Linked DNA regions of Homo sapiens: region 2 is linked to region 1. A link is a contact called in ENCODE Hi-C or POLR2A ChIA-PET data. All regions are on one chromosome and are shown on one strand. The core of a region is the stretch at or near the end of the contact, and the rest is flanking DNA. Distances in the headings are between cores, read along the strand shown. Region 1 holds the start of RPL18A (ribosomal protein L18a). Region 2 holds the start of PDE4C (phosphodiesterase 4C).

Region 1 (2,647 bases), core at 40-2,539:
CGGGAAGCAGGAGGCAGGGCCACCCTAGGGCCTCCATGTGGATTCTTGGTGACTGTAGGTCACACTCCCGACCACAACTTTATACACAAAATGAACTGAGGAGAGGGAGGTCTCCAGGGAGGATTAATTGAGTTGCCTGCCTCTCCTTTGCCTGGGCTAAGGGTTTCAGACCAGGAAAGCTGTGGCTTAGACCCACAGCCTCCTTTCTTCATGCTGCAGTCCTGAATTGCTTTGCAGTCGCCGTCAAACAGCCACTCTGCACCTCAAAACATCCAGCCAACATCTTCTTTCACCCTGAGGCCCAGTGACCAGCATGGGATCTCACAGCCCATTCCAGGCAGAACTAGGACAAGACCTCAGGTCTCTCCCCAGCCCTGGGATCCCTGCACTGTTGCCACGCGAGCTGCGGCTGCCTCCGTTTTCCCAACTGCAATCCAAACGTTTGGCCCAGGGAAGACTCCCGGTTTACAGATGCAGAGGTGAGAATCTTTGGTCAAGTCCAGGCTCTGTGATATGGCACAAAGAAACCACCTCTGAAACTGACTCGCCAGCTTTTCACTAGTTATCAATGAAAAATAGTCACAAATTATCGCAGTTCCTACTTTTACTGTGAACCTGACCCACCGGCCTCGGCACACGTTCAGGAAGGGAACAATGGGGCCCGCCCCTTTGACAGCAAGGAAACCGAAGCTGGAGATCTGGACATAATACACCCACTCCATGGGAGTCCAGGTTCTCCTATCTCTGCGCCATAGAGCCGTTTGATTCTATCCAGTATGTACCACAGCGTTAAGCCTCACGCTCCCCGTTTCGGCTCACTGTTAGCAATTTTCATCTGCTTCTCACAGCCATTCCGGCAGAAAGAAAACACACTATTGCTCTACCGCCACGTCCACGTTGCAGAAAGGAAAACAGAAACTTGGCGGCTCGACGAGGTGCCGGGGCTAGGGCCTCTATGCTGCGCGACTTATTCCTTCCCCCGGGAAGAAGACCCGGAGTCCTTGGGCCCCCGCGATCCCTGAGCTGGCCCAGGTCACGCATCGCTCTCTCCACGCGGCTCCCACGATGGCCGCCATGTTGGGTGCAACAAGAGAAGGCGGCGCGCGGCCAAGGGGGGCCCAAACAGAAGCGCGCGGCACCAACCCGGCCCACGCCACTTATGCAGGCCCCTGATGGGGCCCGTGCCCCATCCCTTGGCCCCCTGCCGCGCCGCGCCCGCCTTACCGTGCCCGAGGCCTTCATGGCGTGCTCTCCGCGTTCGCCGCCACCCGCAAAAGGAAGTGTCCTCTGTCGCGCAGCCGTTCACCAGGCCTTCACTACCGGAAGACCCGCCCTCTCAATGCCGCACGTCCATTGGCTTCTCTGCCCCGCACTCAAAGCGACCCGCGTCTTCATTGGCTATGGATCCACCTGCTACTCAAAGTTCCGCCTCTCTTCAGCGAGACTTCGTTTCCCAGAAGGCAACGAGGCAAGCTCCACCTGTTCCACCACGACCGCAACGGAGCGTCTGCGCGCGCGGCACGTCGGGAGTTGTAGGCACTCCGCCAGTCCCGGCTGCAACTAGGGGCGGCGGCGCGCGCCGCCTGCAGGATGCCTAAGCATTGAACCTAAGCTACCTCGGGTGGCTGCGGTGTTTACCGTGAGATCCCGATGCTTCACACTCGGGGCCTCATCCTCCGGGGAGGTGTGTTACGGAGGTCTCCACCAGATACCTGAGGGTATCTGTAAAATGGGAATACAAATAATATATTTTTCTCCTAGCGATGTTGCAGCACGAATATTGAATAAGCTCTGGAATGCTGTTTTTGTTAATTTGGGGTCCGATTTGTGTTTCGTAGTAGCTGGGATTCAAACTCTGTCTGTCTGCCTCCAGTTCATAAGAACCTGAGGGAGCAGGGGTTGGGGGAGAGCGCGCGGAGAGCCGGAGAATGGATCAAGATCCAGCCGCCCACTTTGAGGGGCTTGGACTTAGCAGTTTGCTTGGGCAGAAAGAAGCCCTCCTGGGGATGAGGACGGGGACCAGATATGAAAAAAGAAACACCCGCAAACAACTCCCTGATGACAAGGCTATGAAGTAAAATTAAGAGGAAAGAGGCAGGAGGCTGAGGCATGAGAATCGTTTGAACCCAGGAGCCAGAGGTTGCAGTGACCCGAGATTGCGCCACTGTACTCCAGCCTGGGCGACAGAGTGAGACTCTGTCTCAAAAAAAAAAAAAAAAAAAAAAGACCAGGCGCGGTGGCTCACGCCTGTCATCCCAGCACTTTGGGAGGCCGAGGCGGGTGGATCACTTGAGGTCAGGAGTTCGAGACCAGCCTGGCCAACATGGCGAAACCCCGTCTCTACTAAAAATACAAAAATTAGCCGGGCGTGGTGGCGGGCGCCTGTAATCCCAGCTACTCGGGAGGCTAAGGCAGAAGAATCGCTTGAACCTGGGAGATGGAGGTTGTAGTAAGCCGAGATCTGGCCATTGCACTCCAGCCTGGGAGACAGGGCGAGACTCCGACTCAGAAAAAAAAGAAAGAAAGAAAGAAAGAAAATAAAGGACAGCAAGCATGCAATTTTTTATTTTCATTTTCTTATTTTGCATTTCTGGTTCTCTTAATCTGGTTTTGTGGATTCAAGTCACTACTGGGTGTGATTTTCTTT
Region 2 (2,647 bases), core at 74-2,573, 370 kb before region 1:
GCCCAGGCTGAGAGACAGAGGTCATTCCACAGCAAGGGGCACGGTCAGGCCTCAGTTGCTGGGAGGTCCCCTGGGCCTCTGCCTGTGACATGGCTGTTTCTAGGTCCCTCCTCCTTGTGTGACACATGCTAAGCCTTGGTTTCCTTTTCTGTAAAGTGGAACAAGGCCAGCCTGACTCCAGCATTCTGAGGGTAGAGCACCTGGTACAGACTCTGGGAATCCTCCCAGACACCAGAGGCCCCCCCCAGTCCTGGGACAGTGAGGTCCCTCTGATGGCAGGGGTGGGCGGCTGAGGTTTCGCAGGACAGAAGACTTGGCAGAGGTGATGTGCGGATGTTTGTCTAGGAGGAGACAGCAGGAGAGGTGAAGGCATCCAGAGACAGGGCCTGGGGAATGTCAGAGCAGGTGGGGGATCACGTGGGGAGTTGCGTGGAGGGGTGCTGGGAGAGGGGGCCCTGAGTTTGGGTCTCGCTTTCTGCAACAAAGACCCATGCCCGTGACCGCGTCCATGGAAGCCTCAGTTTCCCCACTTGGCAAAGGATTAAGGGTTTGTAGTTTCTGGTGCGCTGTTTGATGGCACTAGGCCTCAGTTTCTCCATCTGGAAAATGGGCAGAGGAGGATTAGAAACATTGCGTGGGATCGGACATTGGCAAACTCTATACCTCGGTGATGCCCTCAATAATGGAAGGCAAGACAGCTGTTTCTCTGGGCACCTTGCTTTCTGACTCCCTCATTCTACACTTTTTAGCAGTTATTGGCCCAGCAAGCTGCACTAACCAGGGACGTGCCGAGGAAGGCTGAGTAAGATCCAGGCTCTGAGATCTTAGGGGCAGCCCTCTAAAGAAGTACAGTTGGGCCTGGCGCAATGGCTCACACCTATAATCCCAGCACTTTGCGAGGCTGAGGCAGGAGGATCACTTGAGTCTGGGAGTTCGAGATCAGCCTGGGCAACATAAAGAGACACCCCCATCTCTCCAGAAAATACATTAGCCCGGGCGTGGTGGTGTGCATCTGTAGTCCCAGCTACTTGGGAGGCTGAGGTAGGAGGATCCCTTGAGCCCAGGAAGTTGAGGCTGCAATGAGCTAGGACTGTGCCACTGCACTCCAGCCTGGGCAACACAGCGAGATCGTCTCAAAAAAAAAAAAAAAAAAAAGGAGCAGAGAGTTGCGTCTGACTCTGTGCCTCAGTTTCCCCGTTTGTCCCGGGGGTCGTCAGGGAGCCGCCGGCCTCGAGGCGGGGCCGATGCGCCCTTTGCCCCCTCCCCGCTGGGCCCCGCCCCCGCAGCTGTCCAGAAAAGGTCCCGCGCAGCCGGCGCTCGGTCCAGCCTCCACGCAGTCCTGGCGATGCAGGGCCCCCCCGCGCCCGCCCCGGTCCCCGGGCCCGGCTCCCCTCGGGGATCCCCGCGCGGCTCCCCCGGGCTCTTCAGGAAGCTTTTGGTGAATCAGAGCATCCGCCTGCAGCGGCGCTTCACGGTGGCCCATCCGCTGTGGTGAGGCTGGACAGAGGGCCTGGCGGGGTCACCGGGACGCCCGGTGTGGAGGTGGGAAGGGCAGGGACAGGGACAAGGCCAGGGACAGCTGGGGCCGGGGCCGGAGTCCGGGCTTGGACGCTCTGCCTCTCCCTCGCTTTCTCTGTATCTCTCTCCCTCTACCCTACCTTACCCTACTTTTGTCTCGCAGTTGGTGACTCTGTCTCTCTCTGTCTCCGTCTGTCTCCACCCGCCGCCTGGATATAGGCCCAGGGGACCAGCCGTCTGTCTCCTTCCAGCTGTGAGGCCCAGAGTGGGACGGGCTGAGGCTCACGTCTCCTCCTGACCCTCGCCGGCCTGGGGCAGGCAGGCTGTGCGTCCTGGCAGTGGGAGGAGGGGGAAGGGGCACTCCTTCCCTTGGTGCCCCCTCCCACCAGCATCCTGTCCCAGTGCCAGCAAAGAGATGCCCTGGGGGCCTCACAATGAACTCTGGGTGTCCACGGAGGAAGACCTGAATTGAGGGGGTTTTCGAGGCAGGGCGTTCGGGAGTCCCAGGCTGAGCGCGCGCCTGCGCCCGGCAGCTGCTTGCGCTGCATCCTCTAAGCACTCGGTCCACCCCTCTGGGTTCGAATCCCTGCCTTTCCAGAAACGACTGTGACCTCGTGGGGAGGGATGGGGGCAAGGCTGGGGTTCGGAGTGGGGCTTGTGGGCGCCGACTGTGGCTGGCATCCTGCGCTTGGTCCGCGCCGAATTGGCACCCACTTGGTAAGTCTGGCACCCAAAGGCTGAGAGGGGAGGTCCCTCTCCAAGGTCATAGCTGGGGTTGGAGGGAGAAGGTATGACCGTGGTTCCTGGTGGTTCCATTTCAACCAGGGAGTGGGAGAGTGGGGGTTCCGTGTCCTGGAGAGCGACCTCGGGGCACCAAACACTAGCGAAGCACATTCCCTTTTGAAGGCGCTAGAGACAGCGCAGGGACGTCGAGGGCGCGTCGCGGGTACTCAGAAGTGAGGATGAACGAGGGCCGGCCCCGCGCAGGCCAGACCCGAACCCAAGTCCGAGCCTCCCTGGCTCAGTTTACCCCCCTGGCCAATGGGCAGCCGCGCCGTTCCCACAGCCGGGGGGCTCTACCCCCGCACCGCCCGCGTCATGGAACCACAGCCTGACCCCGCCGCTCCCG

The links. Hi-C counts contacts between places; a loop is a spot of excess contacts on that map. ChIA-PET counts read pairs that join two places held with the same protein, here RNA polymerase II (POLR2A). Pooled maps may share reads with other maps.
Region 2: a loop to region 1 is called in a pooled map, with 5 times the contacts of the local background. The contact joins the promoter of PDE4C here to the promoter of RPL18A in region 1. A Hi-C loop is called at or near these places in 3 of 50 pooled maps. POLR2A ChIA-PET finds 5 or more read pairs at or near these places in 2 of 52 experiments (HepG2 and WTC11).

Annotation. Positions count from the first base shown.
Region 1 is chr19:17,858,552-17,861,198 of GRCh38, reverse strand. RPL18A (ribosomal protein L18a) reads right to left here and starts at 1,289. Exons shown (of 5, transcript NM_000980.4): 1 at 1,225-1,289. The coding sequence starts at 1,242. RefSeq lists enhancers at 1,294-1,673, 1,006-1,741.
Region 2 is chr19:18,225,114-18,227,760 of GRCh38, reverse strand. PDE4C (phosphodiesterase 4C) reads left to right here and starts at 1,323. Exons shown (of 15, transcript NM_001098818.4): 1 at 1,323-1,491. The coding sequence starts at 1,346. RefSeq lists a silencer at 1,380-1,439.